Linked DNA regions of Homo sapiens: region 2 is linked to region 1. Evidence: chromatin loops called from intact Hi-C (ENCODE). Cell type or tissue: PC-9. All regions are shown on one strand. Each heading gives the region's core, and the rest is flanking DNA. Links, peaks and the distances in the headings are about the cores only.

Region 1 (14,395 bases), core at 3,754-11,753:
GGACATCACCTTGTCACTCGCCCACAAGGGCGGAGATCAGAACGGGCTGGATCCTCGCTCGCCAATGGTGTGAGGCCGAACAGCCGATCGGCTCGTGAAAATAGAGGCTGGAATTCTAAAGAATATTCAGAAATGACCCCATTCCCCGCCATGCCTGCCAGAGAAGCAGCTGGGCAAACAGCAGTGAGCAGGCGGGGTCTCTGTTTGAGTTCATTCCCCAAGTTCCAGGCACCCAGGGGCTCCGGGCACAGACATGGGGGGCTTCCTGCAGCCGGGCTGACACGGAGAGCTCTGTCCAGTGCAACCCTCTCCATCGTGCGGACTCTTACCAGCCCACTTCTCAGATGAGGAAGCCGGTTTCAGAGAAGTGGCAGTGCCCAGCATGGCAGAGCTGGGACTCCAGAGGGTGTCAGCGTCTCCGCTGGACGCCTGCACTCACACTCCCAGGAGGGCTCTGGGGAGGGCCGGGGGCAGATGGAACCTAGAGGGCCTGAGTCCACATCTGCCCAGGTCTGCCCCCAACCCCTCCCACAAGGACTGGCTAGAAAAGTGAAGGCAGCCAGCCATTAGAGAGCATGGGGAGGGAGTGAAATGGGGTTCCAGGAGGGTCTGGGTGGGTGGACCTCGGGGAGGCCTTCTGGGACTCAGCAGTGAGAGAGAGACAGAGACACAGAGAGACAGAGAAGGGGCAGAGGGCACTCTTCCACAACTGGTGGGGAGGCCGCTGAGCTGCTCACAGGACTCTCATTCATGTGGCCCAGGCAGCTCTGACCTTTTTTACCCTGGTGACATTTCAGCGAGTCATGGTGGTGGCCCCAGGCGGGGCTGCGTGAGATCCGGGGCTGCGGGAGACCCAGGGCTGCAGGAGGCAGGGGGCATAGACGGTGTGGGGGCATTGCTAGAAAACCCAGACCACCTGTCCCAATCACTGGACGGCTGTCCAGACAGGAGGTCACAATAGTCCATGGTGCCAGCCTGGCTGGACCAGGCTCTTATCTCCCCGTGCGTCGTCGTCCAGAGCCCCGATTAAGACCGAGGCCACACACCCGAGCTGGAGTCAGGGGCTCCCCCAGCCACGCTGATAGCCCTGGGAATCTCCAGGGAAACCACAGAAGTCACCGTCTCCCTTACTCACTTGGACTTTCAAGGTAGATGCTGAGCAGATGGAGATTCATGGTAGGGCTGACCTGAACCAAATCAGAGTCAGTCAGCCTGGGGGGACCATCCTCTACCCACTGGGTGGCAAAATGTCTACCTATTAGAATTATTTTAGATCCAAGAGTATGTTAATATTTTTTGTGTTAACCAATTAAAACTTTATGTAAAGCTCAAGGTTGTTGTTTTTTTAATTAAAAATTCCAACTAGAGAACTTGAGTTCTGGGGGTCACTTTTCAGATAAACCAGCAAAGAAAAATCTATGAAAGAATTGATAGCTGAACTTCATTAAAATTAACAAATTCTACTCTGCAAAAGACACTATGAAAAGAATAAAAGCCAGCCACAGAATATGCAAAGAGCTCTTAAAACTCAACAATAAGAAAATAAACAACCAGCTGGGCGCGGTGGCTTACACCTGTAATCTCAGCAATTTGGAAGGCCAAGGCCAGTGGATCACTTGAGATCAGGAGTTTGAGACCAGCCTGGCCAACATGGTGAAACCCTGTCTCTACCAAAAATACAACAATTGTCTGGGCATTGTGGCACATGCCTGTAGTCCCAGCTACTCAGGAGGCTGTGGTGGGAGAATCCCTTGAACCCGGGAGGCAGAGGTTGCCGTGAGCTGAGATCATGTCACTGCACTCCAGCCTGGGAGATAGAGGGAGACTCTTGTCTCCAAAAAAGAAAAAGAAAACTAACAACCCTATTAAAAATGGGCAAAAGGCCGGGCATGGGGGCTCACGCCTGTAATCCCAGCACTTTGGGAAGCCAAGGCAGACGGATCACGAGGTCAAGAGAGCAAGACCATCTTGACCAACATGGTAAAACCTTGTCTCTATTAAAAATACAAAAAAATTAGCTGGGCGTGGTGGCACGCACCTGTAATCCCAGCTACTCAGGAGCCTGAAGAACCCGGGAGGTGGAGATTGCCGTGAGCCGAGATGGTGCCACTGCCCTTCAGCCTGGGCAACAGAGCGAGACTCTGTAAAAAAAAAAAAAAAAAAAAGTGGGGGTGGCAAAAGACCTGAACAGACACCTCTCCTAAGATCTACAGATGACAAACCAGCATATAAGAAGCTGCTCCACGTCCTACATCACCAGGGAAACGCAAATTAACAACAACCAAGAGATGCCACCACACACCTACTAGAGCGGCCAAAACCCAGAACACGGACAGCACCGAACGCTGGCGAGGATGTGAAGAAACAGGACCCTCAGCCGTGGCTGCTGGGAAGGCAACATGGCGCGGCTGCTGGAAGACAGTCTGGCGGTTTCTTACAAAACTAAACGTGCTCTTACCACACGGTCCAGCAATCGTGCTCCTTGGTATTTACCCAAAGGAATTTAAAACTTACGTCCACACAAATTCCCACAAGTGGATGTATACAGCAGAAGTGCTTCGGGTGGTAACTGGATAAACCCGAGTCATATTCGGTGCTGAAAAGAAATGAGCCGTCGAGCCGCAAGAAGTCACAGAGAAACCTCAAACGCTATTGCCAGTGGGAAGGAGTCAATCCAAAAATGCTCCATGCTGTGTGATTCCAAACATACCACATTCTAGAAAAGGCAAAGCTATGGAAAAGATCCGAGGTTTCCAGGAGTTTGTGGGGAGGGAAGAAAGGGCTGAATAGGAACACAGGATGTTTAGGGCTGCGGAAATATCCTGTATGATGCAGTAGTGACGGTGGATACAGGACTTTACAGAGTTGTCCAAACCCACCGAATGGGCCGGGCGCGGTGGCTCACACCTGTCATCCCAGCACTTTGGGAGGCCGAGGTGGGCGGATCACGAGGTCAGGAGATCGAGACCATCCTGGTTAACACGGTGAAACCCTGTCTCTACTAAAAATACAAAAAATTAACTGGGCACGGTGGTAGGCGCCTGTAGTCCCAGCTACTCAGGAGGCTGAGGCAGGAGAATGGCGTGTACCTGGGAGGCGGAGCTTGTAGTGAGCCGAGATGGCACCACTGCACTCCAGCCTGGGCGACAGAGTGAGACTCCGTCTCAAAAAAAAAAAAACAAAAAAAAATAAACACCACTGAATGTGCAGTGTTAAGAGTGAAGTATGACCTCTAGTTAATAATGATGGGTATCAGTATTAACTCATCAATTGTCACAAATGTACCGCACCAACATGAGACGCCAATAGTGGGGGAAGGGCACACGGAGGCTTTCCATACACTCGATTTTTCTGTAAACCTAAAACTGGTCAAAAATATAAAGTCTATTAATTTTTTAAAAATTAGAAAATCCAGCCAAAGTTGTTACAGTTTTTTGTTTTGATTTCTGATATAGAGTCTTGCTCCGTCACCCAGGCTGGAGTGCAGTAACGCAATCTCGGCTCACTGCAGCCTCAACCTCCTGGGCTCAGGTGATCCTCCCACCCCAGCCTCCCCAGTAGCTGGGACTACAGGCGTGCGCACCACGCCCAGTTAATATTTTGTATTTTTTGTAGAGACAGGGTTTCGCCGTGTTGCCCAGGCTGGTCTCGAACTCCTGGGCTCAAGCAATCCTCCTGCCTCAGCCCCCCAAAGTGCTGGGATTCCAGGCGTGAGCCCCTGTGCCCGGCGCAGTTTTTATGTTATCTTCAGGATTGAGATCCTCATGTGTACATGGTTTGGGATCCAGAAAGCCATAGTTGTAATAAAATAACTAGAATATGACAGGAGCAAAGCAGGAACGGCCCTGAGGCCCATCACCATCCCCCGCTGGCCGAGAAAGACCGTGTTCTGCCCTGGGGCTGAGGGGCTGCACCGAGGGCTGCGGGGGTTGGGGGTCTGTTTGCCTCATTCCCCAGACATCCCCAATGGACACGTGCACTTGCCCATCACACCCAGACCCAGCTGCCTGTGCGTGGCCAGTGGGACGAGGCCTGGGGGAGGCAGAGGGCAGTGTGTGAGAGTCAGCAGAATTCTTGTGGGGCTTTTACCTCGGCCTCCGGAGACCCCACCCGGTGTGCATGGGCCTCCACATATGGCTCCAGAGAGGCCGAGGCTGGTGTCTACAAAAGCTGAAGGGCCCCAGGTTCTTGGGGACTCCTGCTCCCAATCCACTCTATACCAGGAACAGTCCCCCAAAATCGGAGGTGAGGCTCCTGGCGGGGCTCGAGGGGTCATTGAGGGGAAGAGCCCGGGGTTTGGACTCCAGACCCCAACACTCAAAGGGGTTTCAGGAAAGTCCCTGACCTCTGGGGACCCCATCAACAAAGCGGAGCTGAGGACCCCTGCCCTCCGCCTCCACTTCCTCCAAGACTCACAGATAATGGAGGGGGTGGGGGTGCTAGGAGATACCCAGCCCTCAGCCACAGCTGATGGCCCCAGAAAGTCCGTCCTCTCCACCGCATCCACCAGGGCTTAGGGTGGCCAGCGACAGAGGGCTCTGGACCTTAGCAGAAATGGGGCCTGGCGCTGGGGACCCCGGCAGGCTAAGCCCCACCCAAGTCAGTGTGGTTAGAGTTTTGGACCCCTAGAGACTCAATGCCACCCCCAGCACCAAGAATAATTTCTCAACTGGCCCCGCTCCTCTGGGCCAGGCATCCAGAGCCATGGGTCCCAAGAGCCACCCAGGTATGCGTCCGAGTTCTGGCACAGGAGGGGTTGTGGGGAGAATCCGGCCCTCTCCACTTCGGGACGAGAGGCAGGGGTGTCCACGTACCAAGACCCATGCACACCCAACGGCACAGCGGCTGTGGAGGGCAGGGCAGGGCCCGCTCCTGCTGGGTGACTCAGGCGCCACCCTCAGAGGATTAGAAAGCCTCCTACCAGCCCCGTCACAGGCATTCCCACTGGGCATCGGCCAGGGCAGCTATCTCAGGACCCTTGATCCCAGAAGCGCTTGAGCGGCTGAGACAGGTGGGTGGGTCCAAGTCCCGGCCCTTCCTGCCCACTTACAGCTCAGCGAGCACTCGCCCAGCTCAGCCTCGGGACAGAGCCAGAGCAGCACCGGCCCAGGAGGCCCCACACGCCTGCCCCGAGGTCCCCAAGGGGCTCTCGGCGTGAACCGCGGGCCTCAAGGCCCCAGAATCCTGTTCCTGGGGCAGGGGTGCAGTCAGTCCTCAAGAGAAGACTCTGGGCTGGCGCCCCCCACCCCATCCTCTTTCCGGTGCTCAGGGAGCTACCCCGGGAGGGAACTGGAGAATGTCCAGCCATGACCTGAATCTTGGGGTCCTCAGAGGGACTCAGAATCTTCAGACAGAACCATATGGTCTCAGAAGGGCCATGCGGCTGGGACCCTGCCTCCTCCAAAGTCCTATGGTGCCCGGCTGGGGGCCTTGGTAGGAAGCCCTGATCTTTGCCAGCACCGCCAGGAACAAAGATGACACCTGGGTCCCCCCTCACAGAGGCAGAGGACACACACTCCTGGTGGCTCCTTGGGGAATGAACACTTGCCGAGAGCCCTTGGGGGGCCCAGCCCTGGATGCGGGAAACCCACAGCTGCTGCCTGAGCTGGTAAACCCTCTGATAGGAGCGTTCAGGGGCCAAGCACCAAAACGAAGGCTTGGGGACACCTGGGACACCTCCTAAGGTGGGGTGCAGTGGGGTGGGGTGCCCTGGCCACCTGCCTTGGCGTCCATGGCTCCCCAAGTACAGCTGCAGGATCCGAGCTGGGAGGGGTAGCTCTCCTTCCTGAGCAGGCGCTGGGGTCCGGGGTCAGCCCACAGGCCTGCCTGTACCTGGACCATAATGTCCTCTTCCCCTGACAGCTGAGCTGGCAGCTGCCCTGGCCGGCTTTTGTGTGCTGTGCTGGGGCGGCCCCACAGGACACCCACGTCCTGTAGTCCCAAGGAGACCTCACTGGCTGGGGGCCCAGGGATCCTGGGGCGGACCTGCTGTTCTTCCTGGGGGCATGGGGGAGGCTGTGCGGGGCAATGGAGGAGGCTGTGAGGGGGGTGTGGGAAAGCTGTGTGGGGGGCATGGGGGAGGCTGTGGGGGGATGGGAGAAGCTGTTGGGGGTGCATAGGGAGGCTGTGGAGGTCATGGGGGAGGCTGTGCGGGGGGCATGGGGAAGCTGTGTTTGGGGCATGGGGGAGGCTGTGGTGGGGAATGGGAGAGGCTGTTGGGGGTGCATAGGCTGTGGGGTCATGGGGGAGGCTGTGCGGGGGATGGGGGAGGCTGTGAGGGGGTGTGGTGAGGCTGTGAGGGGGGCATGGGGAGGCTGTGGGGGGGATGGGAGAGGCTGTTGTGGGGGCATGGGGGAGGCTGTGGGGGGCAGGGGGAGGCTGTGTGGGGAGCCGGACCTCATGGCACCAGTTCTGCAGGATGTGGGGTGACTTGGCTAGTTTTGGAACCCCCCGCCCCGTGGCTCTCGGTGAGGGGTGAGTGGAGGGGAGGCAGTGAGGACCCTGCAGCTGAGGCGTGTGCCCCACAGGCTGAAGGTCACCCAGGGCAGCCACGGAACAGAAGATGGCCTGTGATGGCCGTGGCACAGGTGTGGCTGTAACAGCCCGGCCACCTGAGATCAGAGCTCTTCTCTGTGGGAATCGGTCTAGAAGGTCGGGGGTCGGGTGGGCGCTGCCTCCTTCTTCTTCCTTCTCCCAGGACCCCACCCTGCGACCCCCGCACACAGGCACAGGCCCCACCCTCCCCACTTCCCAAAACCCACTCCTCCCCCGTTCAGCGCCTGTCGAGCCACCGTGAGGCCCTGGCTGAGCACTGCTCGGGTGAGGACAGGCTCTCAGCATCAACCCACTTGCAGATCAGAAAGCTGAGCCTGGCACCTTCTCAGAGCTGAACGTGGGGACAGGGCTGGAACGCAGAGGGGCTGTTTCCACAGCCCTCACGACGAACCTATCCCTGCTGCCCCCACTGCCCCACTCATTCATTCATTCCACCAGGCCTCCGCCTGCATCCTTGGTTCAGTCATTCACAAGCATTTTTAGGTGCCTGCTGTGTACCTGGCCCGTGCAGGGTGAGTGGCTCTGGTCCCCCTGCAGCTTCCAATCTGATGGGCCCTGATATCAGAAGCCCATGGCCTAAACCAGCTCTAGACGGGCCTGCTCTGGCCTGCATGGGTCAGTGTCTCTGACCTCCCAGGGCCCCTCAGTGGGCACCGAGGGCCATGTCTCCAGATGGGCAGATGCTCTCCGGCTCCCCACAGTTCTCACCACTCCCTGCCCCTCGTGCCAGCCAGCGTGCTGGTCATGCCTCTGTGGCCTTTGCATCTACAGTGTCCTAGGCAGGACCCTGCACAGGGCTGGGTGTAGCCAGGGCTCAGGGGTCTCAGGCTGGAGGACAACAGGCCCCCATAGTCTCCTGCTGGGTGGGTGTCAGAGGTGGCTGTGAGCGTCCCCAGGCTGCACGCCCAGCACTGATGAGCCCGCAGATTGGTGCTGCAGACAAGCCTGTAGTGGCAGCGGTCGCCATGCATGCACCAAACCTGCTGAGTGGCCGCCACCTGGAGTCTCCACCCAGCGGTCAGCAGAGGGACCGACTCCAGGATGGGGCAGACTCGGGCTCCTGGCTGAATTCATCTGGGATGTGTTTCCCTTCGCAGCGATAAGATAAATGTCTACAGATTTACTCTTAACTTCGGGACCTGGAGAAGCTCTCGGTTTAAGCGGAATTATATCATTGGCTCAATTAATGCCCACCAAAAATTTTACGCCACGTGCGACAGTCACACAGCACCTGTGAAACTAACAGCTGAGGCTATAGCCCGGGAAACCTCAGCTCTCGTGGGCTTGCCAGGTAGTAAGTACCCAAAAGCTGTGACTTTATTCTCACCTGCCTCTGTGGAGGGGGCAGCGCCCCAGGCTGGAGACCCCAGGTCCTAGGAGCCTGTGTGGGCACCAGCAAGGTGGGGACAGGTGGGCGCGGGGCCGCCCCCTTCAGCCTGCGCCCGCAGCTCTGTGGGCCCCGCACCCAGGGCTGCCTTGAGGGAGCACTGGCTCTGTGGCCATGCTTGGCTCTGCGCCTCTCCACCTGGCTTCACTGATTCAGTACCTCACTTCCTCTCCCTGACACGCATTCTGCGTGGAGCTGAAATGATATGGAAGGTCCTCCCCATCCCCAGGCACCTCTGAGCCAGTAAATGTGGGTTCTTCTGGAAGACTTGGCCCCGCCAGTGCACCTACGGAATCGCGACCATGGGGTGGAAGCAAACATCTCCCCTGGGGACACCGAAGCCCAAGTCAAGCCCCAGCACTGCCGACTCCATGTGGGTGACCGTGGACAAAGGGCTGGGCCCCTCAGAGCCTCTGAGATGCAGAGTGGGTGACGTCCAGGTCACAGGCTGCAGCGAGGTTGATGCCCAGGTCCAGCACTGACGCCCAGCCCGCCCAGCCCAGGTGACCACATCCCCACGGCTCTCGTGGCAGAAGCACCTTCCCTAGCACCCCTACACCCCTGGGGTGAACCAGGCCCACCTGCGGGTTTCCAGGTGGACGGGCAGAGCCAGTGAACAGCCTCGGATAAACGCGTCACACTCAGACGCGGGCCGGGGCCAGGGGTCTCTGACGGGGGTGGACCCCCATCTGCAGAAGTTTCTGCACAATCTGTGTCTTGACCTGGGCATCTGTGAACCCTAGGCCATTCCATGGGGCCACCAAGAGTCTCAGTGGTGATTTTAAACTGTCGCCCTCGGCAGCTCAGTGTTCACAGTCAACACAGCAGGCTCCCCGGCCCCGGGGCCTCAGGGTCCCTCTCCCATCTTGAAGTTCAGCCATGCCCTGGACAGAAGCCACATCCTGACTTCCAAAAACGCAATTTCCACTCTTCTGTGAGCCTGGTGACAATAACAAAAACCAGCTTCGGTTTCACGTGGACCTGGTGTCTGGGGTCAGCAGGAGTGAGAGCACTGACCCAACACCGTTCATCTCCCGGCACCTGGCGACCACCCGCCCTGCCTGGTGCATTTCCTGTCTCCTGAGCATCTCTGAGCTCAGGACCCTGGGCAGGGTGTGGGGCATCCGGTACAGGTGGCTCCTCCCGACTCCCCTCACCTCTCCCAGGGAAGGGACCTCCAGCCAGGAGGAACCGGGAGCACCTGTGTGGGTCCCAACACCGAGCAGCCCACAGTCTCCCCAGCACCGACAGGCCCCCACGATGGAGAGAGAGCAGGGCCAGGGTCGGACAAAAGCAAGTCTGGGAATGGCCGGGGCCGCCAGCCTTGACCTCCAGAGCTCTGTTACCGTGACTACTGATGCCATCGTTGTTCTTGTTACTGGTTTTATTTTCATTTTCTTCAAAGACAGTATATCCACGTTTGTTTTTCTAAAATCTAACTGCGCCAGATGGCATAAAAAATGAGTCTCCCTCTCAGCCCTGGAGGTTCACGGCCCCTCCCTAGTGGTCCTCACTGTCACCAGCCTCTCCTAGGCCCCTGGGCATGGATTCAGCTCCCCCAGGTTCCCCATGATGACGATGTTGTTGTACACGTTGATGCCGTCACCCCCACAGAAGCCCCAAGAGGCCAGGGACACTAGGGCTCACAGGCTTTGCTCACCAGGGCACAGGAAGGACCAGACACTGTCTGAGCCGCTGACTCAGTGTGGCCGAGGCCTGGCCAACCCTTCACAGGCAGGTGGATGGTGGTAACCCAGCCCTGCCTCCTTTCCCCGGCGGGCCCTGGGCACCCTTCCCTCCCCTGGCCTCAGCTTCCCCACCTCAGACCCTGCCTCCTCTCCCTGGCGGGCCCCAGGCATCCTTCCCTCCCCTGGCTTCAGCTTCCCAACCTCAGAGTAGGGGCTAGATGGGGTGGCTATCACGTCCCAGCTCCGAGGCCTGGCAGAGGGTCCTCAAGCCTGGAGAGGCGGCGTCCCTGCAGCCTCACGCACCCACGACAGACACGTCCCTTCCCCTGTCCCATGTGTCATCGCCCACGGGATACTGCAAAAGTTAACATCTTTCCCAGCAGAAGGTCACAATGTATTTGCCTCCCTGTTGAGATCAACTGAGCCTCCAAGGCCTGGCTGGAAAATAAAGACCCCAAATGAAACTGCCTCGCAAATCATGTCAAAGGTCACAGGCACACCCAGGAAGGCATGGCTGATGTACCTGTGCCAGCTCAGCCTCCCCCCAGGGAGCCTCAGGAAGGGCCACACGGGGATGGGGCTGGGGCTGTGGGCCAGGGCTCCTTCGCCGGCTCTGATCCAGTTCCAAGGGATGAGGGGTGACACAAGGCCATCCCTGCTCCAGGAAAAAGCCCTCTCCTTCCTCCATGAGCCCTCTCCCTCTGCGGGGCCGTGCCCACCACACAATGCCAAGCAGGGCAGGGAGCTTCCCGGTGGCCCCAAGTGACACCACCCCCATGCTCACCAGAGCCTCCTCTGGCCAAAGGGCCCTTGCCCCGATTCCCGGCTCCCGTCCTTCCTATCCCAAGAGTCCTACTGCCTTCCTTGGCCGTGGACCTGGACCTGGTCTGACAAGAGAAACGTCAAGAGCCTCTTGATGTGCAGAAGACCCCGGGCAGGACACACTGGCAGACACGCAAGCAGACACGCGGGCAGGACACACAAGGAGACAGGGAGCCACTCCCCATGATGACGATGTCCTGGCCTGTCCACGGCGGCCACCATGGCTCCGGGATGCTCAAAGTGAGCAAAGAAATCAACGTTTGTTGTCTGAGGCCACGCGGACGTGGGGCGGGTGTATCTGTTGCTGAAGTGTAGCCCGGCCTGTCCTGACTGATATGCCGCCCTACACCTTCTTCTGGAACATTCTGCACATACTTGCTAAGCTGCTACTCTGTACCCAGCACTGCTCCAGGCACCGGAGTAACATCCATGAACGAGCCAGCCTCTGCCCCGGCAGAGCTCCTCGGGGGAGAAGCAAACGGCAAAGAAACCAGCGCGAGTGCAAAGTGCAGCTGAGGAGGAGGACAACGGGAAGGAAGTGGGGGCAGAGAGTGCTCCAGGCGGGGCCTGCAGACCAGGAGGGTGGGGAGACCCTCTGAGCAGGTACCAGGACCTTCCCTGCAGCGTCGCAGGCAGCCGGCAGACAGGCACCTCGGACTGGGGCCTCTTTACCTCTTAGTTCAAGGATCCCTTTGAGGATCTGACGAAAGCCAGCTCTCTCCCAAAATCCCCCATGAGTTCAGCCCCGGGGTACTTTGCAGGCAACCTGAGGGGGATCATGGCTCTGAGTTAACCCCCAGCTCAATGGTGCCAGGACACTGCCCCAAGACAAGCCCCCCTCACTCCCTGCGAGTGAAGCCTGGGGCTTCACGCTCCTGCTCCAGCCACCACCACCCTGTGCCCCCAATCACCGGGGAACCCAGGCCCAAGTTCTCTTCCCAAGCCATCCTCTGAGCACTAGGCATGACTTCAGAGTTATATTAAGGAGCAGCAGGGGGTGGGTGGGGAGGGCTGTCTGTCCCCAGAGAAGACCAGCGAGAAGCAGTTGTCAGAGGAGCTGGATTTATCCCTCCCGGTCAGCTAATGGGCTTCGGTTACAGTCCTCAGCAGCCTGGACAGGAGCAGACAGGCTGCGTGTGAGCCCTGCCATCCATGCCGAGCAGCTGCAGGGATTGATCGAGGAGAGTGGTTTTCCTGTAGAAATGCATTTACCATACTCAGGTTAAAAATAGCCACGGAGCCACAGCACTGAGGTGCAGCCGCTGGAGAGCAGCCTCGGCTCACTCTGCTCGGGCACAGGGAGGGCCACAGAGGATACTTCCGAGACAGGCCTCGGCCGGGCTCCATGCTCGGCTCCGGGCACCCTCCACCCTCACCCAGACCTGGAGCTGGGCAGGAAACCAGCACAGGCACTAATGCGGGGCTCTACGGCTGCACCTGCCACCTGCCCATGTGCAAAGGGCTTAACCACCACGGCCTTTTGGGGGACCATGGCACCAGGGACTCGGTAGCGGCTACTGCCCAGGCTTCACAGACAGGCCACTCCACTACCATGAGAGCCACCGCCCCAAGCCCTGCCTCTCTGTCCTCTCCAAGGTCGCGGCAAGCCTGGCCTGGACCAAGGCATCCCGGCTCTCCAGCCATGCTGAGTGTCCTCTGGCCATTTTCCTGCTGCACCCAGGACTGGTTGGCCTGCCCATGGGCAGTGGGAAGAGGTGGCATTTTGGGGAAGTCTGTGCTGGCCCCATCAGCACAGGGAGGAGCTGGATAGCTCGTCATGGCTATTTAAAGCCAGGAATGGACAGGTGCAAGGCGTGGGGTGGGGATCTGAGCCAGGCTGGAGGAGGGGCTGCCATGGGAGGCTTTACACCCTGGGGCAGAAGGCACCCCAGAGGATCCCGGACACCCCTGCACTGGGGCCAGGGTGGTCCCACCGCATGCTGCAGTGGGAGGGTGAAGCCTCAGCGCCAGGCAGTAGGGAGGTGCCTGGCTAAGTGGGGGATGGGCTGGGGCGTGGCAGAGCCAGGACAGCCTGACCCTCACAGAAAGCTGAGTCAGACTGCAGCCTGCTGGCCTGGGCCGGCCTGGGGGCCCAGAGGCCATTTACAGGGTCCCTGAAAAGGCCAGAAAACACTTGCTCCCTGACATGGGAAATTCCATCTGCGAGGCCAAGCCTTTCATGCTGTACCTTTCCAAGACATCTTCATCAGCATCAGGGCCCCTGCCAGAGGTGGGCCTGGCCCTTCCTGGGTCAGGTTGTGGTTACTTCACCCATCTCAGCCTCGGTTTCCTCATCTTTAAAATGGGGGCATGGCAGCACCCAGCCTGCCTTTGTCAGGTGTTGGTGGCATCAAAGGGCCCTGGACAGACAGGCATGCTGGCACACAAGTGTGAACAGAGGCTGTATCTCCCCCAGGAGGGGTGGAGGTCAGGAGGGCGAGAGGGCATCGGGAAGAGCGAACAGAGAGGCTTACGGGGGACAGCTTTGCTCGGGCACCGTGGGCCTCTTCCCTGCCTTCCTGCCCCAACTCAGGCCCTGGGGCAGCAGGGGGAGCTAAGGGTTCTGCCTTGCCCCTCTGGCACACCCAGCCCGGACTCCCACCTGGGCCTGACCTTCCTCACCATCAGGGCAGGTGAGAGGACCCACAAGAGGGGATATTCCTAGGGAACGTGCTGAGTTCTGGGAGTAGTTAATCAGCAGAAGGATGGAGGAGTGGAGGGGTAGAGGATGGAAGGGTGGAGGGAGGGAAGGATGGAGGGGTAGAGGATGGAAGTGTGGAGGGATGGAGAGGTGGAGGATGGAGGGGTGGAGGGATGGAGGGGTGGAGGGGTGGAGGGTGGAGGGATGGAAGGGCGGAGGGGTGGATGGGTGGAGGGGTGGAGGGTGGAGGGATGGAGAGGTGGAGGGTGGAGGGATGGAGAGGTGGAGGGATGGAGAGGTGGAGGGATGGAGAGGTAGAGGGATGGAGGGGTAAGGGGTGGAGGTGTGGAAGGTGGAGGGGTAGAGAGGTGGATGATGGAGGGATGGAGGGGTGGAGGGGTGGAGAGGTGGGGGTGGAGGTGTGGAAGGTGGAGGGGTGGAGAGGTGGAGGATGGAGGGTGGAGGGGTGGAGGATGGAGGGGTGGAGGGGTGCAGGGATGGAGGGTGGAGGGGTGGAGGGGCAGAGGATGGAGGGGTGGAGGATGGAGGGTTGGAGAGGTGGAGGATGGAGGGGTGGAGAGTGGTGGGATGGAGGGGTGAAGGGATGGAGACTGGAGGGGTGGAGGGTGGAGGGGTGGAGGATGGAGGGGTGAAGGGTGGTGGGATGGAGGGGTGAAGGTATGGAGGCTGGAAGGGTGGAGGGTGGAGGGGTGGAGGATGGAGGGGTGGAGGAGATGGAGGATGTAAGGGTGAAGGGATGCAGGATGGAAGAGGGACGGGTGGAGGGATGGAGGATGGAGGGGTGGAGGGGTGAAGGATGGAGGGGTGGAGGGGTGGATGACGGAGGGGTGGAGGGGTGGAGGATGGAGGGGTGGAGGGGTGGATGACGGAGGGGTGGAGGGGTGGAGGATGGAGGGGTGAAGGGGTGGAGGGTGGAGGGGTGGAGGATGCAAGGGTGGAGAGGATGGAAGATGGAAGGGTGGAGGGTGGGCGTGGAGGGCGAAGGGATGGAGGATGGAAGGGTGCGGGGTGGAGCAGTGGAGGATGGAGGGGTGGAGGGGTGGACAGGTGGATTGTGGAGGGGTGGAGGATGGAGGGGTGGAGGGGTGTAGGATGGAGGGGTGGAGGGTGGAGGGATAGAGGGTGGAGATGGAGGGGTGGAGGAGTGGAGGGGTGGAGGATAGAAGGGTGAAGGAATGGAGGGGTGGATGGGTGGAGGTGTGGAGGATGGAGGGGTGGAGGGGTGGAGGGGTGGAAGATGGAAGGGTGGAGGTGTGGAGGATGGAGGGGTGGAGGGGTAGA
Region 2 (14,395 bases), core at 2,544-10,543, 150 kb before region 1:
TCTTCCACCTGCTCAGTCCTGAGGTCCCCGGGTTCCATTTGGATCTGCCCAGCCTTCCCGGATGAGCTCCCCTGACCAATCTCAGCTCAGCCCGCAGGCTGACAGCTCCCATGAGTCTCCCCGAGGGCCCCATGGACACCTCCACACGGATGCTCAGTGCCACACGCCTCTGACAGGTGCGGCCAGCTGTGCCCCAACACCCACACTCCGGTACCAGAACACCTCCTTCAGCTGGGAGCACGGCTGGTTCCTGCCTCGCCCACCACTCACTGGGACCACGGGACGTAGCTCTGAGCAGAGGGCTTGAGGGCAGGCATCCGCCGAAATGGTCTCGTGGGACTCTAGGAGGAGATGGCTGGCACCTTCCACCCTGATTCCCTCCTGCCCCAGCCCAGTGGCCAAGTGCCAGCCACTGCCATAGACGAGCCTGGGGGGTGAGGTCCATGCCCATGGAGAACAGGTGAGCGGCAAAGGACTGGCCCTTGTTTTGTGCTGTTGCCCAGTGTGTTGGTTAGCTATGGCTGCAGAACAAACTGCCCCAGAATTTAGTGACTTTTCGCAGCACACGTTGACTATGTCAAAGCCTTTGTGGGTCCAGAATTCAGGCACCACGGAGCTGGGTCTCTGATGTGTCTGCAGTCCAGGTGCTACAGGGTGTCGTCCCCTCTTGGTTGGCTCACGTGGCCCTTGGCAGGATTCCAGTCCTTGAAGGCCAGGGCTGAGCATCCGGTTTCTTGCCGACCGTAGGCAGAGGCCAGTTCCTGGCCATGCGGGGTTCCCGCCAGGGCAGCCCTTGAGAAGAGTGGCGAGAAGGTGGGCTGGGCAGTGTCGTGGTCTCTTATAACCTGGTCAGAAGGTGGGCTGGGCAGTGTCGTGGTCTCTAATAACCCGGTCAGGGATGTGGCATCTGCCCTGTGCTAAGTCCTGCTTGTTGGAAGTGTGTCCCAGTGACACCCGGAGGAGGCAGGTCACTGGAAGCCGGCACTGCCCAGCATGCCCGAGCCTCATCCTGACCCTAGCTCCACCCACCTCTGATGACTCCTGATGAACCGGACTCCTGATGAACATGGCAAAGGTGGGACCTGGTGAGGTTCCTCGTCCTCCCCACTCCCTTCTGAGTGGCGATCCACTTCCCTGGCTCCCCAGAGCCCCTGTACTCCCTCTAGGGTCTGTTCCTGCACTCCCTTCTGTCACCTCCCTCGGGAAGTTTCTCCCTGCACCCCCTGCTCCCCATCATTTCCCAACTTGGCCCTCTGTGCCCCCCCCATGCCCCTCCCTGGCCCAGCAGTCACAGCAGTGAGCTCCACACAAGCGTCCTGGTGAGCCCAGGTCCCCTCTCCTTATGGCTGTGTTTTATCTCCTTACTTAGCAAATCAAAATGTCACCAGCACCGGATTGTACCCTAATTTGGGGGGGATCTTGACCGACGCATTGGGTTTTGAGAACTCCTGGCAGGCGCTGCAGACTGTGAGCACCGGAGGGCGAGGGTGGCGTCCATCCTCAGTGCTGGGGACCACCCGGGGGTTCTGATCTGACCCACCTGAAACTAAGTCCTCAGAGAGGCCCTGGGGCTGCAGGGCTCAGCGAGTGGGAAGGGTTTGGCCATAAGGAGCTCCGGATGGCAGAGGTCTCTTAAGGACACCAGTCCTGTGGGACCTGCACCCACCCTTATGACCCCGCACATAATCATCTCCTAAAGGCCCTGCCTCCAAACACAGCCATCCTGGGGCCGGGGCTTCAACATATGGCTCTGGGGGACGCAAGGCAGTTGATACCAGCTGTTCACCCCATGAATAACGAGGGAAATGTAACGCAAGATGAGGAACAATTTTACTGTGACACGTTTATATAAGAACATATGTACACTCATGTATGTATATTTGTATGTGCAGTCAGCCCTCCGTACCCTCCAGTTCCATCTCCCACAAAAACTGCATTTTCCATCCAAGGTGGGATGAATCCTCAGCAGGGGAGCCTGTGGATAAGGAAGGCCGACTTACGGGGGAGCCTGTGGATAAGGAAGGCCAACTTTTCATATCCACGGATTCCACAGGGCTGACTACAGGACGTGGGCCAAGGATGGCGAGACCACCAAACTCTGCAAACTCATAGAAATAAAGCACGCGGTACGGGGACGCAGGCTTAAATAACAAAATATATTTCGATATGCACAGTTTTAACTGAGGACACACAAGCCTTCCTCAGGCTGCAGGCCCACCGCCCTCCCAGTGGGATTCACAGCCCCTGCGGAGTTTGTCCTCACGCACACCACACACGATCGGGTATAAAACACATTCTATAAACACGTTCTGATGCAAACTGTGTGTCCATAAATATATATTTATGCAAGTTCCTCCCACCCACTGCAGGGCCGTACAGCTCTGGGGACAGGAGGTCACAGCCGACTTTAAACCACAGGTTAAGTAGAAGGTTGCAGGTCAAATAGAAGTTCCCGTGTGATTGCATCACCCAACGGCACTGTTCTGTCATCAGGAAATGCTGAGTGCCCGCCGTGGCCGGGTGGGCGCGGGCGGTGGTCAGACGCTGCTCTGGAGCTGGCTATCTGTGGCACTGTCAGGGGCTGAGGACTGGCTGGGCAGACAAGTTTCCAGGCCATCTGAAGACTCCGACAGGGGCTTGTATAAGAAGCAGGCTATGGCAAAGAAGAGGACGCCCAGCACCTGGGGAGAGAGGAGCCCGCTGGACCTCGTGGGGAGCTCGGCCAGAGCCTTTGGATACTGGTGGGCCTGTCCCAGTCCTGTCCCTGCCCCAGCCTGCAGCACCCTCACCAGGTCCACGGAAACCCATCCTGCTCTGAGAGGGTATCTTTCCCATATAACCGGTTTGTAGAGCAGACGCCAATATTGTTAAAGAGGGAATGAAACACACCCTTTGACTAAAAACAGAGGCACAGGACTGAGGGGCTTGTCATGGGTTGAACAGTGCCAGACACCAGTGAATGGGACCTTTTTTGGAAATAGGGTCTTTGCAGATGTAATTAAGGATTTGAGATGAGACCATCCTGGATCTAAGGTGGGCCCCAAATCCAATGACTGGTGTCCTCATGAGAGAAAGGAGAGGAAGACTTGAGGCAGGGACAGAGGGAAAGGCCACATGCAGCTGCAGAGAGCCAGAGCGGCGGAAGGAGCCCGCCCTGCCCCCACCTGCAAGCGAATCTGGTTCTGCTACATCAGGCCACCCCGCTTGCGGTCCTTTGTCGTGGCGGCCACAGGAACCTCACACAGAGCCAGTCGCCGGTCACCACCACAGCCGGGGTTCAAGCCCCGGTGCCACCATCATGGGCAGTTCTGAACCTTCAGGGTCTTGGTTTCTTTGTCAACAATGAGGGGCTGCACCGACTTTGCAGGGCAAGAGGACGATGTGGCAGGAATCCCACGTGGGCCCCAAAGGCGGTGAGGTCCAAGCACGGATGCTGCCGCAATGCCCACGCAGAGTACATGTGCACCACTATGATTTCCACGCTGGGCGTGGACCAGAAACACCCACTGTGCCTCCTGGAGTGTCAGCCTGGCTGATGGCCCTGAGCCTGCATTCAGGGAGTGAGGCTGTTTTGACTCGGTGCAGGACAAAGTGGAATGCGAGGGTGTTTATAAGGAGACACCGTGTGCTCCCCCGCTACAATTAACATGGACGCATGCGCTGCTGAGGCCAACTCTGACCCTCTGGATACGGCTCCCGCTGGCTGTGCTGAGCCCAGGGGATGGCTGCGTGTGGAGGGCTCTCAGCCTGCTGCTCCCAGCTAAGGGATGCATCCAACACAGCAAAGAGAGAGTCTGGGGACGGCTCCCTGGGAAAGTACAGCAGCCCCCTCATCCGCAGACACTGAGACCCCTGTGGACGCGTGAGTCTAAGGGTAGTACTAAGCCCAGCCAAGGAACTACACCTTCTCGCTGAAGGAGGCGCCTCCGGCTTCCCATTGGCAGAGCTGAACGGCGGCGTGAGTGCTCCGGTGCTTTGGGGCCATGATTAGGTAAATAAGAGTGGCTTGAACATGGCACTGTGATATGGTGATGGGGGATGTGGGAACCACACCGGCTGCTAAGTGATCAACAGGTGGTGGCATGAATAGCCTGGACACGCTGGACAAAGGTTATGTCTTATGAAGTCAAATGGTCAATTTCCTGATGCTCATGTGCCTTTGGGCTTCCCCAAACACCACCACTCCCTGAGCAGAGACGCGCCTAACAGAGAGTCAACCGTTATTTTATGCCAAAGCGAAAGGCGTATCACAGAGGGCTTGGGCCTTAGTATCCAATATCCCCAAAGCTCCCTGCAGAATAAGTTCTGACCTTGCCTTCTTCCAAAGTTGGACAAAGGGAGAATCCGAGTCCTGGGCAGGACAGATCAAGATCTCACCAGACTGTGCAGAACGGCGCGTGCTTTAAAGGTTATGAACTGTTTGCTTCTGGAATTTCCTATTTAATACATTCAGACTGTGGTGGACCTCTGGTAACTGAAACTGTGGAAAGTGAAACCTCAGATGAGGGGGAAACCGAGGTGTATGTCTCCTTAACCCACTGCTTCTCTCCAGAGCCACACAAGGCCCTGCTCAGACTCGCCTCTTTTCTGCTAATCCGAGGGGAGGTGAACCAGCTGGGCTCCTTCCCTTTCTCTAACCTCCCTCCTGGAAAGCCTGAGGCCACGGGTTCCTGCAGGATGAACTCTCCTGGGTCCGTCACCCAAGGAAGAGCGTCAAGATCCTCTGAACAGCTGGCCGTGGGACCGCATTTTATTTAGAAGGCTTTGTGCTTTATCGTCTAATGGGGGCAAATTCCAAACACAAATACTGCGTTTCCTCCCAGGTAGCATACGCCAAAAGTCACAACAGAAAGTTTCTGTTAGCTTGAAAAATGAGGGCCAGACTAAGAGATCCAATGGAATCCAAGGCGCACTGATCACGGAGAGGCTGCAACCTGCCCGCCAGCCCCCCAGACTGAGGCCCGGAGTGGACCAGCTAGTCAAGCCGCTCTAACAGGAGCAGCCACTTCTTATTTCTGCAAAGCTTTTAGTTAACGGGCATCCCGGGTACGTGCAAGACCACACTGTGGAGGGGCAGTCCCAGGAGGTGGGAGAGGGAGCAGGGCCTGGGCCTGGGCTTTGCTGGAGCTGCTGGGGGCCTGGACAGTGAACCCCAGGAGGAGGCCCTGCAGCCCACCTGCCTCTCCCCACAACCAACTCATGAGGAATGTGGGAAGGGCCTTCTACAAACTGGCTGCAGGAACATCTGTGATGTACTAGGCTGTGGTCCAAGCTGCTGGAAGATCGCGGCATGTTCGGAGCCCCCAGCCACCCTCAGAGCAGACCCTCTGTCCCCTCCCTGGGCCTGCTTACCTTGTACAGGAGCCCCATGATGAGTATGTAGCGGCTCATGGCCGAATTCTGGTACACCAAGCAGGAGCCCTGCTGGCCACACTGGTCCTGCCACAGCAGACAGGCCTTGTCGATCACCCAGCCGAAGGCGATGGGCCCCGGGATGCCCCCTGCGGAGAGAAGCCCACTCAGCACCCACACTCCTGGTGGGTAGGGGCTAGGCAGGGGGCAGGCAGCCAAGAGGCCTGGAATGATGGGCTCTGGGAAGGTGATACTGGCCGTTGGAGTTCTCAGGGGGTGCAAAGAGGGCTTAAACGTTCCTTTCTTTGGGCATTCGGCATTGGGGCTGCGAGTTTCCCATGATCTCCCAGGGAAAGCCTTTGGGCAAATAAATGACGATGGGCCCCTCTAGTGGACAGTTAGGGAATGGACCCCTTCCCAGGCGGGAACAGCCTCCTGCTGGGAAGCACATCCCCTTGGTGGTTAGACACTTGCCCATGCCCTTGTGCAGTGAGCACACTGTGCAACTGACCATGGCTTCCTCACACTGCACAGTACCTAGTATTCTAACTACAATCCACTGGATTCCCAGGGCAAAGGATCTCTGAGGGTCACGGACACATCTGCAATAGAAAACCACAGCGTCAGCACCCACAGAAGTGGGGTTGCATGCCAAGTCACCCCCTAGGCCAGTGGCCTCCTGGACCAGTCCCCAGCCACATCATCACCCCCCCCCAAGTGGGAAGCCCCTCGTCAGAGATCAGAGACAGTGAGGTCTCTCCTGCCACCAGTGACAGACAGGCCCGCTTAGACCTGGGTGTTTCCTGGAGTGCTCCTGTCTCAGGATCTGCAGAGCTCCGCCTCAGGGTGCTGCAAGGAAAGCTCTGGACAAGCGCACACCCGACCCCAGCTTACCGTAGAGTTGCCGTTAGTGCAGGAATGCTGCTGAGGAATGTAAAGAAAATTACAACGAATATGAAAACCAGAAGGAGGGGCTTTCTCTGACAAGTTGAAGTGCATTTCCCTGCAGTGGCATGGCCAAAACCAGAGGAAAGATTCTGAGGGATACAGCTACAGTCTCGGTACACCTGGGAAGCCCAACAATAGCTCCGATTACAAGGGGAAGGCACGGGGGCCCCTTCCCAGGGTCCAGGGGAGGACAGGGGCGGTAGGCAGCGGCTCCACTCACCTTCTGGCCGTCCACATTCGTCTCCGTGGCTGCAGGGCACCCTGCGTGGCACAGTGAGAAGTACATGAGGCCGTCCGAGCCGCACACAGGGCTGTAGTGTTCTGGCTGGCAGCTGCAGGCAGCGTTGCAGGGAGCCGTTAGGTTCAGGTGGCCTTCGGGCAGGAGGCTGCAGAGGGGGGACAAGCGAGTGGTAGGGTCCAGGCCAGAGCCATGCTGGCGCCCAGCAGGCACAGGGTCAGCCATGGGGCTCGTCCCCATGCAGCCTGCATTTCGGGTCTACAAACTTGCCAAGCTTGCACCGCCCCCAGCACGCTGGGCACTCACACTGGGCACTGCCTTCTGGTGATAGAATGGTTTTTCCTCCTCACGCAAGGAAGGCACACCCATGCCCCCCAGCACCGTCCGCCTGATGCACAGCCCCTTTCCCTAGTTCATTTGTTTTTGGACAGGCAACACATTCATATGGATCAAATACAAACATTAGGAAAGAAAAAGCGCCAAGTACACAAAGGCAGCCTCGTGGCCCCAGCCCCACCCCAGTCCTCGGTTCTCCAGCCACAGGCCGGCTGTGCATTTGCAGGGGTCGTCTGCACGTACACGCCCCTCGGCAGTCACAAACATCTGCACTTCTCACTTGAATCAGAGCACACTGCGCCCATTGTCCAACTCCTTCCTTTTTCCCACTTCACAGTATGTCTTGGCAGTGGCCCAGGATGAGCTTCCTCCACTCCTTTGTGGGCAGGGCCTCTGTTGTGAGGACAGCGTAGTGACCCCGTCCACCCTGATGACTCTTAGGTTCCGATAATGCCACAACGGCTGCTTTGTGCTTCTCGGCCTTGCACGGCACCTGCAGGTGCACTCCCGGGGCCCGCAGGGCAGGGCCGAGGTGCAGGCTACCTACGTGTATTTTGGATATTCCCTAATTGCCACCTGACCAGCAGGTGTCCCTCCCACTCCCAGCACATGGCAACTCCAGGAGCACATCCTGGGACACTTTTTATGTCACCGAGAGACCAGCCTCAAGGACCCCGAACACTAGGGCTGTTGTTCCATTTGACACAGCTACAGAGCAGAGTGCTGAGGCCCAGAGAGGCATATGACTGCCCGGGGGCACAGCCGGGACCCAAGCGCAGGCACTGCTGGGGGCTGGCATGGTGCCTTTTCACGTGGATGCTGCCGGGTGCCCTGCTGAGCGGGTGTTGCCCTTGCCGCTGTCCTGTGACGTAGCCCTTTTCAAAACCACCTCTCCCAAGTGCTGCACCACTCCTCCTCCATGCCCAGGGACCGCGGGTGCTTGGGGCCCCGACGCGTACCCAGGTGCCATCTGGCCCTCACCTCCCGCCGTAGCTGGCTGTGACGCCCGCCATGGGCACACTGGGGCAGTGCAGTGAGAAGACGAGGATGCCCAGCAGGCTGACAACGGTGCAGAACAGGCAGAACTTGATGACCGCGGAGCCCCGGAGCCTGAGCTTGTTCACAAAGAAGCCGCCCAGGAAGGTGCCGCCACCACCCGCTGGCACCACCAGGTACCCTGGGGAGAGGGAGGGATTCAGCCAGGGACTCAGGCAGGGGGCCGTGGTGGGAGAGGGTGGTGGATCAGCCGGGTCCACTTTACAGGTGGGGAAACTGAGGCATAGAGGGATCAATTCCTGCCTGCATGGCAGCACTCAACACCACACCTGAGTGCTTAGCTGTTGCGCTGATAGAGCCCTAGGAGGGACCTCTGTCCAGAGCCCACAGCGGGGATGCCTCAGAGGGGAAGGGGAAGGGGAAGGGGAAGGGGAAGGGGGAGCGGGGGGGCGGGGCGGGGCGGGGGGAGGAGGAGAGCCCAGAGTGCTCCAAGGTCAGCGGCCCCTGCCCCAGTGGGAAGCCAATGACTCCTCCACTGACCCCCCTCCAGGGCAGCCACACCCCCTCCTCCCCCAGGGGCCTCTGCCGAGTCCCTGCAGGCTGTGACAAGGACATTTGTCGAAGCCTGAGTGGCCACCAACAGTAAAAAATTGCGATTAGCTGGCATCTAGCTTCTGGGCTGACAAGTGAGGAGGGCACAGGTGAGGGGACAGGTGGAGAGGGGACAGGTTTGGGGGGACAGGTGGGGAGGGGACAGATTTGGGGGGACAGGTGGGGAGGCTCTCCAAGGGGCAGTAGAGCTGACCTCTGGGGGGCTGTTGAGTGTGGGAATGTGGGCTTGTGAGGTCAGCCCAGAGGGGCCAGGCCAGGATGGGCCTGTGGGGGAGGGAGGGGAGCCCTCATCTGATGCCCTCTTCCTGTCCAGATAGTGGACCCTGGAAGGGTAGAGCGCGGTAGATTGGCGGTGGTGGCCCACATGCCTGGCACCTCTGCCATGGCCCAGGGTACTCTGTGAACGCTGGCAGGAGGAGCAGCTCTGAGGAGGGGTCCCCACTTTCTGCAGACCTGCCCAGCCTGGGAAGGCCAGCCTGCCTCTGGCACCGAGAAACCCCCAGCTGCACTGTTCCAGGAGGTCCTGAGGCACCAGTGCCTGGCTCATGGAACAGCCAGGTCCAAACCCTTCCTGCACCAAGTCACAGAAGCCAAGACTAGGTGGCTAGGGGGTGGAGCCCACCGTGGACCCTTCCACCTACGGAGCATGTCCCACAAAGAGGGCAGGACCACCACTCTCCCGGCCTGTGGACAGAGTCGCTCAGCCCCCGTGGCGCTCTCCACACCTGCTCTGGCAGCGGGGGTGGGAGGGCACTCACTGCCATGTGCCCTGTCTGGGTCTTTCTAGAAGATGCCCTTGAAGACTCTGTTTCTGAGAACTGACATAAAAGCAGAGGACCCCCAAGATTCAGTTTTCTCACCAAACAAGGTGGCAGCTTCTGAGGCACTCAGGCTGAACTGGGACTCCAAGAACTTGGGGCTGAACGTGGACATGCCGGTGATGAGAGTGGCCTCGGTGGCCCCGGCCAGGCAGAGCAGGATGAACGTGGGGTTCTTCAGCAGGAGCCAGATGGAGCTGGGCAGAGGTGGGGGTGTGGAGAAGAGACTGAGGGTCAGAGTGGTGGGCAGAGGTCGGGGTGTGGAGAAGAGACTGAGGGTCAGAGTGGTGGGCAGAGGTCGGGGTGTGGAGAAGAGACTGAGGGTCAGAGTGGGCCAGACCCAGGGTGGGAGGAACCTGCTGTTCCTGAGGCTGTCAGCTCCCCGGTCTGATTACAAAGGGCCCCTGTTCCGACAGGGAGTAGAGTGGGGTGCAGGCAGGTGGGGGACACCCACACTTATTCCAGAGAAACCCAGGGGGCGCCAGGCTGAGCCTATGCCTGTGGCCCACTTGTCCTGAAAGCTGCAGTCCCTGATTAGGGAAAAACCTTATCAGTGCCTTGGCCAGAGCTTCAGCTCAGGTGGGGAGAGACCCCAAGTGACCCAGGACCCTGTTCCGTCACTGGCCAGCAGCAGGGCCTGAAAAAGGGAACTGGCTGGGGCAGGCAGAGGCCACCAAGTCCAGGACCGGACAGGCCCTGGGATAGGGGAATGGAATCACGGGAATGGGGACTGTGGCCAGTCCCCAACCGCCAGCCCCTGGGAGAAGTGGGGCAGGAAGCCACTGGGATTCGAACCCTCCATGCAAGAAGCCCCTGGGTAGACGGACCTGGCTAGCTTGGTTTGCACTTGGGGGCCAGTGGCCCTGGGGGTGGTGAGGCCTCAACTGGGGCGAGTCCTTGGTGCATGGGCCTGGAGCCCTGGGGGGAACTGTGGGAACTCTGAGCCGTCTGGCCCTGAGGGCTCAGCCTCAGCCTCCACATCTGCCTGTTGCGGTCCTGGCTGTGGGGTCTCAGGATAAGGACATAGCCCCCTGGAAGCTGGGAAGGCCCCACATCAGGCCTTGCAGTTTCTAACCCAGGAGGTGGCCGACAGCAGTGCGTCGGGGCTGCCTGTCCCTGCACACGAGGCCCTGGGGGGTGAATGGAGGCTCTCCCTGTTTTTGTTAGCATTGGAGGCCTGAGCAGGGCTAACGCCCAACCGCTGCTTAAGCGCATAAGATGCTGAGATGGAAAACGTGTTGCATGGTGTAAACCACGCAAAGCCCTCCCAGCCAGTGCAGTGATCGAGGCAGACAGAAGGGAAACCGCCTCTGCAAAGAGAGGCTCGGCTCTCTCTGGGGTACACAGATCACCCAGACTGGGCAAAGCTCACATTCATCCCAGCTCACAGCTGCCTGCATCCTGTTCACAGCACGCTCCTGTGCGTGACCCTTCTCCCCCACTGAGTGGGGGGCTCTCGGCCTCAGGTGGGGGTGTTTGCAGACACAGCTATTGTCCTGTCCCTGGAACTCATAACATAGACCAGGGGCAGAGACTGTTCCTGAAGCCCCAGGTCATGGCACAATAGCCTCTCACATCAGCCCACAGTAATGCAAATTTTCACAATAAATGACATGTCCATGTCGCCTCTGCTCACACCGCAGTGTCGCTGACTTGAACCCCTGCGTCTGCAGCTTAGTGACATCCTGTAAACCTACACTTTCCAGCCTCTCACCAGAGCAGACTGTCGGCCTCACATCACCCCCACCTGCAGGAGGGCGGCTCTTTCCTCTCGGCCACACCTAGAGCCTGGTTCCGATGAACGCAACTCTGAATGCCTGGAACATTCAAATGCTCTTGTTTGAGGAGGTGGCCAAATGTAAATGGATTCTGAAGAATCAGGAACAGACGGTGCAGCCCTAGTTAGCCTCTGAGCCCCAACAGGCCCACAGGTGCCTTGCAGAGCTGATGTTGGCGTCAGAAACTCCGCTCCAGCCTCACAGGCACTCTGCCTGCTTGGAGGTGTTCGCTGGCTCGCTCAGACTGACCTCAGCAGCCATGAACATGGGTTCTTTCTGTCCCCTTCCCTGATTAAAATGGGAGAGCCCAGTTCTTTCAAAATTTATTTCCTGACTTGAGGATTGAAAAGCCTCTTCTTTCTGGTTAACTACTTGGGTCCCACGTCTTGAAAAAGGCAAGACGATGGAGGACAAAGGAGACCCCAGCCCATGCCCTCCCTTCCCCAGCCAGTTCTGGCATGTGGGGTGACAGACCTGGGGTGGGCACCCTGGGGGGGGTCCCGGCGTGTGGGGGGATGGGGCTGGGGTGGGCACCCTGGGGGGGTTCTGGCGTGTGGTGTGACGGGGCTGGAGTGGGCACCCTGGGGGGGTCCTGGCATATGGGGGGATGGGGCTGGGGTGGGCACCCTGGGGGAGTCCCTCCCTGGGGCTTTTCCCAGACCTGCCCAGGCTCCGGGGTGTGTGGCTGCGTTAGGAGGCCCTGACTCTCTGAAATGCTATGCAAACTTCATTTCTTAATCACTGATTGCTCGGCTGAAATTCTCGTGTTGAATTTGCCCAGAGAATTAGTCATGACTTTAATAAAGGGAACATGTCCCATGATTTATTTCTTCCCAGCAACTGGTTTAGGGAACTAACCCTGGACATAAACCTCCTTATCACCTGATGAACTGAAAGAGCCCCAGGGTTCCTAGGTCCACACTGGGGGCTCACAGCCACGCTGGGAACAGGGCGCCTGACCCTCAGCTCTAAGCCGCTCTGCTGCTGGGTGGAGGAGAGAGGGTGAGCCAGTGCCTACACGATGTTCCCAAGTCCTGGGAACGTGGCCCCGGGTCAGCTTGGCCCATGGGGTCACCCTCCTTAGCAGGCAGCTCCCAGCTCCTTTGGGGGGTCTATCAGGGTCCTAATGAGGCCTCTCTTTCCCATCTTCATCCAGCCCTGCTCCTCTCTGCCGTGGACAGCTTGGGGCTTTCTGAGGGGCCACCTTTGGCCCTGATGCCTTCCCTCCTATCCTGGTTGAGGGCAGGCAGCAGGGACTCACCCATTGCCCACACCCTCCACCCACTATGGCCAGTGAGACACAGCCATTTGTGAGCTCAGGGACCTGCTGCTACAAGGGCACAAGAGTCTCCCCGTGCTGGGGCCTCAGACGCTGAGGACTTGGGTGGTGGCCACCCTGAGGGCCACCTGTGCCCAGCCCTGGGGAGAGCCCCCCAGGGAAGGCATGATCCCCAGGAGAGGCCGGGAGGGCCCGGGCCCCTCTGTTGTCCCTCTAGGACCCCACCGGCTCAGGGCCCCGGGTTCACCCTAGCAGTGCAGCAAGACAGCAAAGCAAGGCCGGACCACACTCAGCAGAAAGGGAAGGCAGCCAAGGCAGACGGCAAAGCAAGCAACCTCCCCAGAGGGTGAGCGGGACACGCCGGGTAGAGGGGGGAGGTCCTCAGAGACTCTGAGGGAGGGAGGGAGATGGGGGGGCAGCATCCCAGGGCCCGGGGGGTACGGCACAGGTGACACCTGATGAAAGGGAATTAGAGTGTGGGGGGTCATGGTGAGGGAAGGGTCTCAAGTCAAATGCAGCTTCCCTGGGGACCCCGGGACACACAGGCCACGGGGAGACTTGCTGGTGTGGAAGGGATTTGCTCCGTGGCCACTGGGAGCCAGGCGCAGCCCACAGGAGTCTCCACACTGTATGAGTGAAGTGATGGCTCCCTGGGTGCGGGCCGAGGCCCCGGCCCCACTCTGGGACTCTCCCACGGCTCTGCAGCCCTGAGGCGGGGTCTGCGGCCCCTGGCCCAGAGGCTCTATCTGTTGCTCCTTAATCTCTTGGCCCAGGGTCACGACAGAGGTTAGGGGCTGCGTCCCCATCATGATCCCGGAGGGGTCTCAACGACTCCCCCAAGATGGGGACCATTAAAGGGTCTGAGGACACTAGGAACCCTCCCGACTCCGGTCCTTACAGAGGCAGGTCTCTGATGGTTTTCCCAAAGTCCGGGTTGCTCGCCTCCCCACGGCTGCTGTCCTTCAACTGGTGCATTTCCGCCGCTCTCATGACCGCGTAGCGCTGGGAGCCTGGAAGGGCACAGAGTGAGCTGGGGCTGGGGGCTGGGGGCTCCCGGAGGTGGACTTCTCCGAGAGAGGCTCTGCCCCCACTCCTCTGCCCCTCCCCGGTCTGGGAACGTCACTGTCTGACATCCCTGCAGCCCTCGCAGCCCCGGGGAGGCGGCACTGGAACAGAAACCACGTGAGAATGCAGCACAAGCCGGGTTTGGAGGTGTGGGAGAGCTGGGGCCCAAAGTGGGGCTGGGGGAAGGAGGGGATGGAGGCCCTGCCCTGATTGGGACAAGCCTGTTCCGTGGCCTGAGGGGGAGAAGCCGCTGGGGCAGAGGGGAGGCCACAGGACAGGATGGACACACAACCTGCCTTGTGCCACAGCCAGGAGGCGTCTCTCCACCCAGATGGGAAGAACACTGAGAATGAGGGTGTGCCGCAGACTTGATCATGGCGGGGAAAAAGACAGCAGAGGAAACGGGGTGCCCCCTTCGCGAAGACTAAGGGACAGTCTCCCAATGTGAAGGCTGGGCTGGGGAAGGGAAACCCACCTGGCAGCTGCCGAGGGTAACCAAGGATGGGAACGGCGGTGAAGAAAGCAGCGGCCCCAGAGCCCAGGAAGCCGACCCACCAGGCGCCGACCCACAGTGGGCTCTCGGTGGTCAGCTCCGTCCTGTGGAAGAGGCAGTGGCACCTGGGTCAGCGTGCAGCCCACCTGTGCCCTCCATGGCACACACACTGGGGGCTGCTGGCCCCTCCTCCGGGCAGACCTCCAGGGTCTGTCTGCACGCTGGTCAACACAGGCCCCTGGTGCTGCTGGCCACAGGTCCTGTCCCTTCCTTGCAGACTAAAGCAAACACCACCTTGGCTTAGCTGTCCCCCAAGACAGATGGCTCCATGCCTTGGCCCACGCTCCAGGGCTGGAGATGCCACCTGTGGCCTGGTCCTGAGACCACGGTGGGGTTGGGCACTAAGAGGAGCAGCCTCTCCAGGCAACAGCGGGAGGAGGCATCCCTCCCCACAGTGCAGAGGATGACAGATGGGGTTCC

The links. Hi-C counts contacts between places; a loop is a spot of excess contacts. Peaks named below come from ENCODE experiments on the same cell type or tissue, not always from the same donor. Only the 100,000 strongest peaks of a DNase experiment are listed, where the experiment ranks them.
Region 2: a loop joins it to region 1, with 5 times the contacts of the local background. A loop is called at or near these places in 5 of 110 quality-filtered maps.

The regions. Positions count from the first base shown.
Region 1 is chr20:62,509,608-62,524,002 of GRCh38, reverse strand. No RefSeq gene overlaps it. Among named protein-coding and RNA genes, the nearest start is that of MIR1-1HG, 34 kb to the left of the region's middle. RefSeq lists an enhancer at 11,749-12,558. In PC-9, for the core only: CTCF peaks have their summits at 7,369 and 7,569 (motif pointing left); a DNase peak (open chromatin) is centred at 7,552; H3K27me3 peaks cover 5,532 bases.
Region 2 is chr20:62,660,036-62,674,430 of GRCh38, reverse strand. It overlaps SLCO4A1 (solute carrier organic anion transporter family member 4A1), which reads right to left. Exons shown (of 12, transcript NM_016354.4): 4 at 13,898-14,019; 5 at 13,256-13,367; 6 at 9,343-9,497; 7 at 7,856-8,051; 8 at 6,521-6,686; 9 at 6,247-6,419; 10 at 5,890-5,954; 11 at 5,353-5,501; 12 at 2,138-2,681. The coding sequence ends at 2,538. It overlaps SLCO4A1-AS1 (SLCO4A1 antisense RNA 1), which reads left to right and starts at 7,810. Exons shown (of 4, transcript NR_024470.1): 1 at 7,810-8,046; 2 at 8,421-8,571; 3 at 8,934-9,507; 4 at 10,944-11,404. RefSeq lists an enhancer at 2,090-3,048. In PC-9, for the core only: CTCF peaks have their summits at 5,559 and 5,763 (motif pointing left); DNase peaks (open chromatin) are centred at 5,760 and 7,320.